Linked DNA regions of Homo sapiens: region 2 is linked to region 1. Evidence: chromatin loops called from intact Hi-C (ENCODE). Cell type or tissue: PC-9. All regions are shown on one strand.

Region 1 (8,000 bases):
CATCTTTGCTAGACCTTGGTATTGTGAGTTTAAAAATTTTTTTTTCAATTTAGTGATTTTAAAAGATAGAAAATTATCTAATTACTGATCAAAACAATTAAATTGAGCAACAAAATTATTCTCATCAACAACACAACTCAAATAGGTCAGATACAATCCGGCAGCTTCATATTACTGGTTAAAATTATAAGAAATGTGTGGACCTCAATTAACATTCTTGCCCAGGGTCTACTATACCCTTTCCCCCTGCTCTGCAGTTTCCTCTTAGGGGAAGTGTGTTTACTCTTTGGTGTCTGTCTGAGACTCTGCCTTGTGAAGGACAGCTGGTACCTCACTCTGCAGCTCCTGCTAGAAGGGAAACTTCAGGATTCAACCTTTCCTCTCGTGCTACCCTGTCTCCTCCACACTAGGGATGAAAGAATAGTCAACACACCACTCTGAGAGGCTGCCAGCCACTAGTCTAGCAAATAGGACCTATGTTTAAGTCGCTTTTTGTGTAATGACCTTCCATGCCTCCAATGCTGCATGATGTAATAGTGACACTGAGAAGAGGCTGTGAGCAGTGGAGCCTTCATTCTGAAAGCTGTCAGTATGAGGAGTCTCATGGGGTGTAGCAAATGGTAGCATGCTGTATTCATCCCATCACTGCTGAGACCCTGAGTAGGGCTTCCAGTCTGTGATGAGTTCAGCTTCCGGATTCTTAAATCCTGGGGTGTGGGATTGGAGAAGATTGGTCTATGACTGGCATTGGTGGCCTTTCCTAGTAGGAGAGTGAGTAAGAGTCAGAAACTATCTAATTAACCTTGAATGACTCTATTAATCTTTTCAGTAGATTATAAAGAATACCTCTAGGGGAAAGTGTATTTCCTCAACTTCAGATTCAGCAAAAACGGCATTCAGTAGATCAAGATACTGCCTGTTCCTGACCACAAGAATGTGTCCTCACAGGAGCTGTGGTGTTTTGTGATCTACCAGCTGCAGGCTGGGGTGTAATATTTTCTGATCTGACATTTGGAGAACCTTCAAATATTTAAGGGCACTCATCTTTCCTCTCAGTTATCTCTTCTTTCGAGGATCATAAAAACCTTGAGAAATGTCAAGCTTCTTTTTCAGATTTTCTTCATTTAATGCAATATCTCATTTTGGTTTTTTAGCCCTTCTAATGAATTTGGGCTATCATCTTATATCCATTAGACTGGGAAGTCAACTTTTCCAGAAGGCTGACTATATGTAAAATATTCACAGGCAACTATATATTTTGTATTCATGTAATATACCTTAGGGATTGATCATGCAGGAGGTGGAGTTGGACAACCTGGGTTCAAAGACTTAGGCTATCATGCTGTCTTTGAACCCAGGTTGTCCTATCATACTGTCTCTTAAAATGTGAATGTCCTACAAATTTCCTTATTTATTTATTTTGGAAATTTCTTGACTGTTGATGTTATTACTTTCATGTACACAAATAGTTAAAAAGATAAGTACTTTAAAAAGTAAGTACATTTTAATAATTAGTCAAACAGTAATTTTTGTTGCATTTTCTTGCAATAAAATGCTGTATAATCTTGGGCAAGAAATTTATCTTCAGGGATGTTTTCTTTTTTTCTTTAAAAAAACTTTTAAATTGAGGTTCAGCAAGTATAAAGTATATTAATCATCAGTGTATAGCTTGGTGAATTGTTTTATGCATTCATGTAATCACATTAATTATTGTTACATTTTAGTGTCAGAAAAATACATGTACATTAAAACCCTAACTGGCTGGTAGAATTTCAATATGTAAAGCACACAAGGAGTGTTTTACTCAGTTACAGCTAGAATACTTAATTATATTTGAAAGTAAATATTCACATAATGCCAAAAATCCTCATGACAAACTTTGTATGACACACATTGTTACATTGATTCTATATGATGTTAACATAACATCATATGTTATGATGTTAATCTTGGTCTCTTGATTAAGTATACTACAAACTCTGACCAAATATTTCTTTTCTTATTTGTGTGTTCCACTGTTCAAATATATGATCTACAAAGTCTTAAATGCTACTACAAAGCCATTATCATATCAAATGTCTGTAAATTATTGAATCATGTGGCAGCCCCAAAGTAGTTCAGAACATATTCTGGTTCTGCCCGATTAACAGATTGTTGTTTGCTCAATTAAACTGTTAAATTTAATTGGCTTAAAGTTTTTTTTTTTTTTTTTTTTTTTTGAGATGGAGTTTCACTTTTGGTGCCTAGGCTGGAGTGCAATGGCACAATCTCAGCTCAAGGCAATCTCTGCCTCCCCCGTTCAAGTGATTCTCCTATCTCAGCCTCCCAAGTAGCTGGGATTATAGGCACGCACCACCATGCCCAGCTAATTTTGTATTTTTAGTAGAGATGGGTCTTCACCATGTTGGCCAGGCTGGTCTCAAACTCCTCATCTCAGGTGATCCACCCGCCTTGGCCTCCCAAAGTGCTGGGATATAAGGCCTGAGCCACCGTGCCCGGCTTTTTTTTTTTTTTTTTTTTTTTTGGTAGTAGGAATAAAATATCTCACTCTTGCTTGGAGGATTCAAGTCACTTTGGCACAGGGCAGTGGCCTTTATTGTCTACTCAGATGTTTGGCAGATAAAATGTTTGAATGCAGCATTTCACATTCATCTTAACTTTGTAGTTTCTTAGCAAACAGAACCCTTGGTTTTCTTTGCAGTCCAGACTTGATGTTGACTTCTTTGAGTTTATCAAAATATTACTCAGATAAATTTTACTTAACTCTACCCTTCCCCAAAACCCTGTTTAAAAATCTATCTTTTTTTCTCATTTGATGAGACGTCTTTCTGCTGTGTGGTCTTTGCAAAGATCGATGAATCTGCTCTGTTGGATTACATGTCTTAAGCTAATTATGGTAGGACATTAGGTTTTGTTAGTTATGTTTTTAAAGATAAGAAAACTGAGGATCAAGAAGATTAAATGAAGTATTCAAGATGTTATGGTAATACGTGGCCACAGAATTCAAACCGAGATCTGAAGCATAATGAAGCCCAATCCTTTTCCACAGCGCCACTCTGACCTTCCCCCTTTTGCCTTGTCTAGCTGATTATTGCATTACCTTTGTTTAACAACCACACTTGCTGTGAAGCCACAAAATCCACTCCAACCACTTTGCTCTTTCTCATCACAGTTAGTGTCCAGTTTGGATATAAGCCTCTGTTTCTCAAAGTATGGTTTCAGTTTCACAATGCTGCTCTCTGCCAGGATCCCTAATGAACCATACAACCATCTAACACTTAGTTCTGAGTTCCTTTCTTCCTCAGCCACACCAATCAGCAAATATCTCTACACACTCTGGATCTTCACACATTCATACCTGTCCTCGTGCTGTTTCCTGACCTTGCAATTCCTTTCCCCAAATTCTCTGCTTATACAAATCTTTTTTTTCCTTTTTAAATATCATCAAGCTTCCTTGCTGCAAACACCACATGCTAGTCTGTTTCATTAGATAAGTAATTTATAAAGGATATTAGGTATTTCACAGAAACTTTTTTTTTTTTTAACTTAAAGGCTACTTTGCAGGACTGGTCCAGTGTAGATAGCACTCCTGGTGCCTGGACGCAAATAACACAGTTTTCACCTCTGACACTAGGAGGTGCTAGACCATTTCCAGCTGCTGTATTGGAAGCTTGGTATCTCTGCTACCACCCTCATCAGGACTAACCAGATCGGTGCTTCATCTACATTATGAGCCTCTGAGGGAAGTCTTGCATGGGTACATCTGACTGGCAGAGCCTAGGTCACATGCCTACTCTGCAGCTACAAGGGAAGCTGGGAAAAGAGGTTTTTGTTTCTGTCTTAAGGAGACACATAACTCTAAAGTGGGAAAGTCCCTCTAAACAGGAAAGGCATTCAAATAGCAGAGATGCCAGGTAAGAATGATAAATGTTCATTACACTGGGGTCGAGTCAAAAAAATTTCCTGAATTGTAAAGTCTCTATAACAGCAAGACTTAAGAGCTCTTTGTGTTGTCCCTCAGGTATTCACCTTTCTGCCGAGTTACAATTGTAACAGATGTGATTCATACCTCTCCCATATCTCCTCATCCTTATTTCAGTTCATGATTTCCAACTGCCATGGCAGTACTTTTTTTTCTTGCCTGAGGGCTTTTTCTGGCCATTTAGCTTCATTACATTTGCCAGTGCTGTAGGCTGAAAGTATGGGGGAATTGACACAAGCCAGGAGCTGCCCTCAACCAATGACTAGGAGATGCTGGATAAATACCTCAGCTACGTTGCACTAGGGTGGGATAGCCCTGAAGCATGTGTTCAGTAATACCCCCCAGCATTTCCCTAGTGGGAATAAGCTCAGACACCTACACTGGCAACTGGCTTGATAACTCCTTTATTGGCTCTCTTCCCTTCCTGTCTCAGTCCTCTGTCAATGTCTCCTTCCTGTCCCAACTACTTGCACTTGAACTTTTGTTCCAGAGTCAGCATCTGGCTGAATCCTGAGTAGACAACTCTCTTCCTCTCTCTCTTTCTTTTTTTTTTTTTTTTTTTTGAAACGGAGTCTGTCTGTTTCACCCAGGTTGGAGTGCAGTGGCATTATCTCGGCTCACTGCAACCTCCACCTCCTGGGTTCACGTGATTCTCCTGCCTCAGCCTCCTGAGTAGCTGGGACTACAAGTGCACACTGCCATGCCTGGCTAATTTTTGCACTTTTAGTAGACACAGGGTTTGACCATGTTGGCCAGGCTAGTCTCGAACTCCTGACCTCAAGCGATCCGCCCACCTCAGCCTCCCAAAGTGCTGGGATTACAGGCATGAGCCACTGCACCCAGCCTTTTCCTTGTAATATAGATAACTCACTACTCATTCATCTCTCTTGTAAGATTCTTGATGGAAAAAAAAAGCATTGCCATTTTTTCCTGTCTCACACAATACGTAGTACAGGCCCTTGTATATAATAAGCACTAAAGAAATATTTGTTTGCATTTGTTGAGTTGAATTAAAATAGGGGTGATGGTCAGATTTTAAGTTTACATCACTGTATAGCCAAAAATTTTACTCTTTCCAGAAGAAGTCACACGTATGATTAATAGTGGTTATTTTTGATGATAGTGATTAGAGTTATGTTGTTGAACTTTCTAGAGTTATGTTGTTGAACTTTCTAACCTTTGTCCAGGTATTTTTATTGCTCTTGAAAATGTCAGCTATCCAGGAGGGTTGTGGCACCTTGTAACCACATACTACTGAATTATCCTATTACTCTGAGCCCTTCAGGGGTGAGTGGCCTGCCAAGACCACAGTCTTTGTGCAAAACGCCTCATGAGAAATGTTGGAAACAGCCAAAGGGATTTGACTGACTCTGTAGTGGCTCCTTAACCCTGGAGCCTCAGCCTGAATCCATGCCTGAGTAGAGTAATTCCTTTTCCCAGCTGCTTTCCTTGTTCCACAGGATGCACTCCCTACCCTAAGGAATAGCTCCCAGATCAGTGGTCTTCCAGTTATTTCATTCTTGAGTTTTTTGGTTTTGAATATGGGCCCAAGGGTCTTTGGCCAGTGGGTATCATTCCAATGGTTCTGATGGGTAATGACAAATAAAACAAATGGTGAATATTATGTAACAGCTGGCTGGCTCTGAATGGTTTTGGCCAAGGTTCTGGAAAAGAATGCAGGAGGGAAGTGGTCAATATACAGGAATGAAATTGGAACGAAGCCATTTTACATTCCTTTGGATGTCAGTCTTTCAGTAGGAGGTTAGAGTAGGATAGCACAGGGACCAATTGAGTGCCCCTCCCCCAGTCTTCCTGCCTCCATTGCAATGCTGAAGAAACTCCCAGACTTTCTTGCTTCTTTCTTGCAGGACCGCTGCTCATCCCTATCCATTAATGCCCACAGTCTCCATGGCATTATTTTCCTTGAGATCCTCTGGACTAATCTCATTACAGCCTTCAGCTCTGTGTAAGCCAATTACCACTTGAAGCCCTGGACTCCCTGGTCATTCCTCACCCCCGAGATGCTCCTTTCTAATAGATATGTATATCTGCTTTATTGACGCCATATCTCATCCCTCTGCAGCCTTCAAAACTCTTCCCTTGTACCTCTGGAATTCAATGTATAGACATGAAACCATCTCCATTCTTTTTTTCTTTCTTTTTTTTTTTTGGAGATGGAGTCTCCTCTGTCTCCTAGGCTGGGGTGCAGTGGCACAATCTAGGCTCACTGCAACCTCTGCCTGCCTCCCGGGTTCAAGCGATTCTCCTGCCTCAGCCTCCTGAGTAGCCGGGACTACAGGCACCCGCCATCATGCCCAGCTAATTTTTGTATTTTTGTAGAGATGGGGTTTCACCATGTTGGCCAGGCTGGTCTTGAACTCCTGACCTCAGGTGATCTGCCTGCCTCGGCCTCCCAAAGTGTTGGGATTACAGGCATGAGCCACCATGACCGGCCTCTCATTTCTAAAATACCTATTTCATGTCCTTGTTCTAACTGGCTCCTCCCTCAAGACACTGCTCCCCTGCAGCCCTCTATACAGGTCACTGGTTTTTCAGCCACGTGCCTGGCGCCACAGGGCCTGGAATAGGATGAGTGTCTTCCTTGCATCTCAGTGCTGCTCCCAAGCCATTGTCCCATATCCTCCATAAAAACACCCAGTTTCAACATGGGACTATGTTGTCTGCCACCTTCCTTCCTTTTGGCAACCATCTGCTGGCTCTAACATCACTTCCCTTCCCTCCTGGATCACCGTCATTTTTCTATCACTACACCCATTGTATTTTTGGTGATTTCAATATCCACACAAATAAGTCTTCCCATACACTGAGCTTTCAGTTTCTCAGCCTCCCCTCCTCCAACATCTCATCCTCCATTCTACCTCAGTCACTCACTCCTATGTTCATGCCTCCTGGGCCCTGTTTTTATCAGTAATCTTACCCACTCCAGAATCTCAACTTCAAGAATCCCAATATTTGACCACCATTTCTTATATTATTTGTTTTATTTACATCTACTTGTTTTCCTTTACCACATCATTTCCTTATCCCCTCTGCATGAAGAATTACTATCCCAAATTTTATGCTTTTAATTCTCTTGATTTTTAAAATGAATTTATCATATATGTATGTATTCCTAGGCAGTAGAGTGCTTAGTTATTTTGAACATCATAAAAATGATATTGCATGTAGTCTGTTGTAGTGCGTATTGTCTACTATATGCATGTGGTCTATTGTAACTTGCATGTTTTACGTATCATTATGTATGATACGTAAAAACCATACACACATTACGTATACTATATATTGTATTCATGCATACCATACATACAACATCTCCATGCTGTTGTGCATAGCTGAAGTTTGTTTTTACTGCTGTATAACATTCTATGGTGTGAATTTACCAAAATATATTCACTCATTTTTTTTTTCTGTGTACCATTTCCACATTTTTGGTATCATTAACTCTTCTTCTGTAAGTAACTTGTACTTGTCTCTGGTGCATATTTGCAAAAGTTTTTCTAGAAGCACAGTTAATGAACCAAAGAGCATAAGCATGTTCAATTTTGCACAATGATGTTACATTATTTTCTAAAATAATTGTACATCATTTTTCATTATTCCAGGTCACTTCCACTAAATTCTGATTTTTTTTTTTTTTTTTTTTTTTTGAGATGGACTTTCACTCTTGTTGCCCAGGCTGGAGTGCAATGGCACGATCTTGGCTCACCGCAACCTCCGCCTCCCGGGTTCAAGTGATTCTCCTGCCTCAGCCTCCCGAGTAGCTGGGATTACAGGCATGTGCCACCACACCCGGCTAATTTTTTTGTATTTTTAGTAGAGACGGGGTTTCACCATGTTAGCCAGGATGGTCTTGATCTCCTGACCTCGTGATCCACCCGCCTTGGCCTCCCAAAGTGCTGGGATTACAGGCGTGAGCCACCGCGCCCGGCTAAATTCTGATTTTTAAAAGCCTAGCCAAGTCTAGGACCTATAATGATTGATTGCACTGTCTTTTTAC
Region 2 (8,000 bases), 720 kb before region 1:
AATGTATATGGAAATTTTAAGTGAGACAAAAAGGATGTACCTTGTGTTTTTAGCTGCATGTATTTTTGTCTACTATGTCATTTTGAAATAACTACTGAATGTCTTTATGATATAGCAAAGGGAATGAAATGAGGATATTATAATTTTTTTGCCATTGTTTTGTGGCCTGAAAACAATGACAATATGCCTTACAAATTTGTAAGGCTGATTTCTTTTGAATACTATTTAGGTAGTCAGATTTGCTTTTTCCAGTTAGAATAAAGACTTGATCATTGCTTCAGCAACAAATATTGAGTTGTAGAAATGCAGTAAATATTTGATAAATGAATAAGAGGATTATTCAGAATTCCTGTAGAAAGAATGAATAATTTTAAAATATGGTGAAAAATAAAGGGTTCAATAAATACTAAATACTTTAAATGGTTTGCTTTAGATGGTAGAGAATCGTGACACTGGGTGTCAGATTGGACCCAATATTGAGAGGGAGAGCAAATCAGATGCTGGCGGTTCAGTTGCAGTAGCAACTCCAGGTGGAACTGAGGAAAGAAATGGTCAGAATAAATCTTGTCAAAATATCTTGAAGTAAGTTGCCGATTATACTCTTCTTTTCAATATAAGACATGTAGTTTGATGGCATTTGGGCTTAAAGGGAAGATCAAACCCTTGAAAGTTAAAGGAATGAGCATTTTTTGAAGTAGAGGAGCAGGCAGTGAGCTTTCTGAGGTGCTTTAACAATTCATTGCAAATTGTATTTCTTCCCTCTTGGTCTAGCTTATATCTTCTGAGAGAGCAATTAATTCATCCTGAGGGATTCCTTTATCAATTTATTTCCCATATCAGAAGTTGAACTAATCCTTTCATCCATTTTTATATATGAAGCAATGCTAGGAGTAACATAGCTTTGAATACCAAGGCAAAACCCATTATAGCATGAAGAGTCCTTTGTGAGAATGATAATTTTAGTTGAAATTATTCCAATCATTCGAGTAAATAAAAACTATGATGTTTAGTTATTTACTGAACAATCTTTACCTGAGCTTCTGTGTATCAGAATTTTTTAAAGAAAGATTTTATAAATATGAAACCAAAGTTTGTTCTTTGCTTTTAAAAAACTGAATTAAGCCGAGATTGCGCCATTGCACTCCAGCCTGGGCGAGACTCCATCTTAAAAAAAAAAACAAAAAAAAAACCCAAAACTGAATTAGCTCTTTATCTCCAAGAATAGTTGTAATTTTAGTTGCTGCATTTTTTTCAGTAGAATGCCAACTGAAGCAAAAAATCCTGATATAAAAGAAATCAATGATGATATTATTTCCATCACTCATAATACTAAAAAAGAATTTATAGATATTGATGAGAATCTTTTAGAAGTAGAAGCATTTACAGAAGAGGAAATGGATATGCACATATCAGACTATGAAGGTCAGTTCATTTAGATAATCTATTTTTTTGGCTTTATTAATTTGAAATTGGTAAATAATATTATCTGAGGTAACTTATTTAGTCTTATACCTAAGTTAGTATGTTTACAGTAGCCTAAAATAAAAAATTAAGAGAATTAAATATTTATGAAATATTGAGCATATTAACTCTAATTTTGGTTTTAATAAAACCAAGAAGATCTAAGGTATTTTTATGTTGGTGCTCTTTTACCATTATTGGGCGTCTTGTGCTGCTTATATAATAATTATGGTCTGTTAATTTCTGTGAAGCAACTCTATAAACCTCTCCCCAGCAGTCTTCCTTAAGACAGAAACTCTCAGAGCACTACGTGGAGTTAAACATACTGAATAATAAGGCCTCTCAAGGCTCATCTGGGATTTACCTGATGAAGATGGAATAGACTCCAGGTGTTTTCAAAGACTGTCTTTATAAAAAGGATAGAAAATATTTCTGTCATTATATTGTTTCTGGTAATATTCCCTGAGCCCCCTAAAAAGTCAATAGCTTATTTTTTAAATGATCAGTTTTCTCTTCATCTTCACTTATCGCTAGAAGACATTGAAGAATCTGTTGGAGGTTTCAGAAGTCCCAGTCTTGCCATTTGCATGATGACTTTACCACAGCAGTTAGAAGAAGTAAGTCAATAAATAGTGGATATAATTATTCTTCTTTCATTTTGTATAGTGTTTAAATTATACATGTTTTTATTCATTGTTATTAAATATATCAAAGCAGGGCTAGCTCTTAAAAATGCACCATGGGTTGTAGAATATAGCCATGCTGTGTGGCATTTTTCTTTCCCTGAAATTCTAGTACAGTGTAGTAACCTGTCCAATAATTTCAGGCAATGAAGTTTTCACATCATAAACTGCTTTAGCAAATTTATTTAATCAAGAGTAGCAAATGTGTCCTTTATTTAAAAAGTATGGAAGTATGGCCAAGCATGGCAACTGATGCCTGTAATCCCAGCACTTTGGGAGGCTGAGGCGGGAGGATTGCTTGAGGCCAGGAGTTTTAGACCAGCCTGGTCAAGAGAACAAGACTCCATCTCTACAAAAAATTAAAAAATAGCCAGGCATGGTGGCATGCGCCTGTAGTAGTCTCAGCTACTTAGAAGGCTGAGGTGAGAGGATCATTTGACTCCAGGAGTTTGAGGCTGTAGTGAGCTGTAATGTGCTACTACATTCCAGCCTGGGCAACAGAGTGAGACCCTGTCTTTTAAAAAAAAAAATTAAAAAGTATAATTCAGCTGTAGTATACTTTTTATACATATATATACTTTTTGATATTATTTTTCTCAAAACTCTATACACTGAATTTCCAGGGGGAACATAGACATTTCCAATTATTGTAACAATTCTGTGTTTTTGTTTTTTTTTTTCGAGATGAGGGTCTTGCTCTTTTGCCCAAGCTGGAGTGCAGTGGCACGATCATGGCTCACTGCAGCCTGGAATTCCTGGAATAAAGTCATCCTCTTGCCTCAGCCTCCCAAGTAGCTGGGTCTTACTATAGGTGCACACCACTATGCCCAGCTAATTTAAAAAAAAAAAAACATTTTTTTGTAGAGACTGGGCCTTGCTATGTTGCTTAGGCTGGTCTTGAACTCCTAGCCTCAACCTCTCAAAGTGCTGAAATTACAGGTGTGAGCCACCGTGCCCTATCTGTTGTAACAATTCTTTTTTATTTTTATTTTTATTTTTATTTTTGAGACAGTCTTGCTCTGTTGCCCAGGCTGGAGTGCAGTGGTGTGATCTTGGCTAACTGCAGCTTCCACCTCCCAGGTTCAAGCAATTCTGCCTCAGCCTCCCAAGTAGCTGGGACTACAGGTATGCGCCACCATGCCTGACTAATTTTTTGTATTTTTTTATAGAGACAGAGTTTCACCATGTTGGCCAGGCTGATCTTGAGCTCCTGACCTCAAGTAGATCTGCCTGCCTTGTAACAATTCTTTCAAAAAAGATTCATTTTTCCTGGTTTTATAGTTGTTTTTACAGGGAAATGAATAATCATATAGTGTTAGGTGTATATAATTTACAGTGTGTTAGTCTACTGACACAATCTTGTCTTTGTAACTTAGCATGCTCAATAGCCCAGTGTGACAGAGTGGAGGCAATTCACACAGTATAAAGATTAGGTCAGAGCAGGACTGGGAGTACATTTTACTGTTTGATTTCTCACTTGCTTGTAGACTGTTGTTACTCTGGTTAAGTGGCTAATATGAGACTCAAAATACTCAAGACAGTAATACCTATTTGTTTTACCTGTTTTCTTTTTGGGTACTATTCATTTTAACAGGAGTTCACAGAAGAGGTTCAGTGTCAAAGGGAAGAACCACTGGAGACAATTATGGAGGAAAAATCGACTGAACAAAAAGGGTAAGGGGGAAAAAAGTATGACAGTGATTGTCACTGGTTACCTCAGTGAAGCTTTCAGCTTTTTTCCTTCATAATTTACAATACATGATTTAGGGTGGTATTGTGTTTCTAGTGAAACTGTAACTTCAGTTTATAGTTATGGTAAAATGATTTTTGGTAAATGTTATACTTCTATGTATTGATAGAGTGAAATAAATAATGATATCTAAAATGCCTTTTGTTCTCTCATCACTATCAGCCTTATCAAAATAAAGCTGTAAATAGGCCAAAGCTTATTTAGCTGCTAAGTAGGGAACCACTTTTCATACTTATTCCATTTTTATTGAATCAAATAAAGAATGATTATAAATTATTTTATGTATGTATAAAATCTTTCACTGTTGTGATGATTACTATACACTATTCATTAGGGCTATGATGTACACATACACTGCCGGCTAGCTTATTGCTTCAAGGAGAGCTGAAGGCAGTTTTCATGTGTTGCAGTTTGGACATGATTTCTAAATCTTTAGAATTTTAGAAGTTCTAAATTTTAGAATTCCCTTAGATCAGAAAGGCAACATGGCCAGGCGTGGTGGCTTATGCCTGTAATCCCAGCACTCTAGGAGGCCGAGGCGGGTGGATCATGAGGTCAAGAGATCAAGACCATCCTGGCTAACACGGTGAAACCCTGTCTCTACTAAAAATACAAAAAATTAACTGGGTGTGGTGGCGGGCGCTTGTAGTTACAGCTACTCGGGAGGCTGAGGCAGGAGAATGGCATGACCCGGGGAGGCGGAGCTTGCAGTGAGCCGAGATCAGGCCACTGCACTCCAGCCTGGGCAACAGAGCAAGACTCCATCTCAAAAAAAAAAAAAAGGCAACATAATTAGATTTTCTTTTTCTGTTCAGTATGCAAATTTTGTTAGTTTTTCTGTGGACAGTTAAAAAGAATGCATTTAATACTATGGGCCTTTACAAGTAATTTAGATACTTCTATTCATAAAAATGATTCCTTCGGAAAATTACCCAAGAAGAGAGAGAGAGAAGACAAACACTAATCTTTACAGTTTCTTTTTTCTTTTCTTTCTTTTCTTTTTTTGGAAACAGGGTCTTGCTGTGTTGCCCAGGTGTGCACCACCATGCCTAGCTAATTTTTTTGTATTTTTTTTAGAGATGGGATTCGCCATGTCACCCAGGCTGGTCTCGAACTCCTGAGCTCAGGTGATCTGCCTGCCTTGGCCTCCCACAGTGCTGGGATTACAGTCGTGAGCCATCGTGCCCAGCCTCTTTACAGTTTCAAATGTGACAATGGGCTCTAGGGTTCTGAGCATAGTGTCTCCCTCTTCTATAGGTGAAATTTGGGTCTTAACTAACCTCATGTCCCCTCATTTTGGGTTCTGTTGTTTTCATTGCTGAGCAGTCAGCCGTATTTAAGTGGTGTTTTAAGTCATCCAGACATATTTTTTTGCTTTTGCTTAGATCTGTTACTAATTGCTATGGAGACAAATGTAAACAGATTGTAATTATGAGCTAAACATTATAGAAGATTAGAGGATGTTTAGACTCTTAGATGGCTGAGCATAGATCACTCATACCTTAGATAATGCAAAGAATATCTTGCTTACTAATCACCTGTTAATTTTTATTGATAGTATGATCGAAGCCTTTTCACATCCTGGGCATACCACTCCTCAATCAATGCAAGTAGATACGAGTTCAGAAATTTCTAGGTAAGAAGTTTTGCCTACTATACCATTTAAAAATAGTTGTGTTTTACAAATCACAGAGTGAAAGTATGCCGACTGTACCATTTTTGAAACAATTGCTACATTTTGACTAAAAACTAAGAAAAATGAAAGCAACATAAAACATTGAAAGAGCAGCATAAGCACACAGATCTGACATCTTTCATTACTGAGTTTCCACTAGCGATTGTATTTTAAAGTTACACAGGAACTATGTTGAACAGTCTTTTCTGAAAAAAAGTAGTGATATATTATTGAAAGATGAAGTTGTTGCTCATTTTCAGCTTCTAACTGATTTCTTGTAGTGTTTGAAATGCTTTTAATTCTCTCACAGAACAGACTCATCCGGTTCTTTTGAACAGAGTGCTTAGTGTTTAGAAATCTTGCCGAAATAGGAAAATATAGCACAGCTTTACCTCAGAAAAAAATTTTCATAGTTAGAATCGATCTCCTTGAGACCTGTTGAAAGCAAAGCCCAATAAACTTGTTTTAAAATGGGCAGATCTGTTTGTGCAAGGAGACCTTCTTCACAAAATGTTGTTGCGTCTGCATGAGTCCTCATACCCAGATCCGGCCCTTTTGCTACACTCAGTTTAAAGAGCTTCTGAGACTGGCCTGGGCTGTGCACATCCAGCTGTACCTACAGCTCAGTTTACCCCTATACCTGCCCCTACTGTCCCAAGGCCTTCCTGAGTGCCAGTGACTTGTGCAAGCATGAATGCACCCACCCTGTGCCCAAGGGGACCTCTACAGCCCTGGAGCCCCTTGTGGCTTTACTAGGAATGCCTGAAGAGGGGTCAGCCTGAAACCCATTCCCCCTTCCATCACACTTCAGGAACCCAGTCGCCAGAGGGTGCCTCCTAAACCTTCTTTGGCTCCGCTTACTCTTTAGATTCCAGATCCCTGTCACTGGGCAACTAACTCCCTTGTCACCCAGCTAAGAAAGCTGGGGACAGTGGAGGCTGGCAGCAGCTGTGAGAAACATGATTCTCAAGGAGCAACACTCAAAGCTTTCACTTTGGCAGAAAAGGAAAAGATAGATCAGTTGTAATGCCTATTTTTTGTGAATTTGCCAAATAAAGTTTTTTTATTGGGTGTGTTAAGATGCTCGATAAAAGGCAAATATTATTGCCAAATGGGAATGAGTGTAAACCTAAATAAGTCTATATGAAATTTAATATGTTCTTTTCTTTTTTGGAAACAGTGATCTGTTTGAATCTGATAACTGCCTGCTCCCTTGCTTAGTTTATAAAATGTAGAAAACTTTGAGTATCTGCTATGTTTGAGGAGTCATCCCCCAACAGTCATTTTGTTTTTTTAAAAAAAAAACCTAAACACCTTGCTTTGATCCTTAATTTTTATTTGTAAATAAGCATTTTTTATTAGGGTTTATGGTACATTTAAACTCTGAGGTTTGCTTGGAAATGAAATGTTCACAGTACTATTGTTTCACATTTAATGATGATAAACAGTAGTTTTCTCTACTGATCCTAGAATTAAGTTTTTTAAACCCAGTTTTTCCGTAGTTTTCTTAACTCTATGCTGGATCATTAATTTTAGTCAAAAACATATTTCTAAGCCAAATTACAAATTGTGAAGTCTGTACAGCTAATCAGAATGATTCCACAGGTCTCAAATTCAGATGTCCACAGGGACCAGGCAAGTAAAATATATGTCAGCTCTTGGGTTTGCAACACCCTATGAAGGAGCCCATCACTGACTAGACAATCCCTTAATAAAGATGAAAATTGAGCTGATGACGAATGTGTCTGGGGGGCTGACGGGCACTAGAGAGAAAGGCTTTAGGGTTTAAATTTCTAGAAAACTACTAGAATAACCTTTAAATTGGAAGACAAAAGTGGGATCAAAATATTCTGATCATAGACATTCAATTTGTTTTTTGTCAATTTTAATGCATGTTTTTTATTTAAATGCTTTCCACGCAGTGCACAGATTTCTACATATAAAGAAAAATCTTCCTCAGTTCCACTTCTGATATCAAATGGAGTCAATGTTGCTTCACAACCACCTGCTCCAACACCTCAGAAGACCCAGAGAAATGAATTCACGGCTCAGTTACCAGATTGTTCGGAGTCCGTTAGGCAGATGCTGCAAGATGAAATGTTTAAATTAGTTCAGGTAAGCACATCTCTATATAAGTAAGTAAATCTACACATAGTGTACATGTAGGGTTTTAAAATATTAATAGATTTCCAGAAATTGACAAGGTAAAATTATATCACAAGCATTTCTCTGCTTTGGGTACTTTTCATTCAAATGTTTATAACTGGTTGGGCGCAGTGGCTCACGTTTGTAATCCCAGCACTTTGGGAGGTCAAGGTAGGAGGATTGCTTGAGGCCAGGAGTTTGAAACCAGCTTGGGCAACATAGTGAGACTCTGCTAGGAAACTCTACTAGGAAAAAAAAATTCTACTAGGAAAAAAAAGACCTCTAG

The links. A loop is a pair of places that touch in the nucleus more often than their neighbours do. Peaks named below come from ENCODE experiments on the same cell type or tissue, not always from the same donor. Only the 100,000 strongest peaks of a DNase experiment are listed, where the experiment ranks them.
Region 2: it touches region 1 in a loop (12-fold over the local background); 1 of 110 quality-filtered maps calls a loop at or near these places.

The regions. Positions count from the first base shown.
Region 1 is chr5:36,455,371-36,463,370 of GRCh38, reverse strand. No RefSeq gene overlaps it. Among named protein-coding and RNA genes, the nearest start is that of SLC1A3, 150 kb to the left of the region's middle. In PC-9, CTCF peaks have their summits at 3,414 and 3,616 (motif pointing right); DNase peaks (open chromatin) are centred at 880, 4,050, 5,210 and 5,650; H3K4me3 peaks cover 599 bases; H3K27ac peaks cover 2,434 bases.
Region 2 is chr5:37,173,439-37,181,438 of GRCh38, reverse strand. It overlaps CPLANE1 (ciliogenesis and planar polarity effector complex subunit 1), which reads left to right. Exons shown (of 53, transcript NM_001384732.1): 27 at 434-582; 28 at 1,256-1,422; 29 at 1,996-2,078; 30 at 3,739-3,818; 31 at 5,453-5,530; 32 at 7,492-7,684. Among named protein-coding and RNA genes, the nearest start is that of CPLANE1-AS1, 72 kb to the left of the region's middle. In PC-9, no CTCF peak of the experiment used is centred here; no DNase peak of the experiment used is centred here.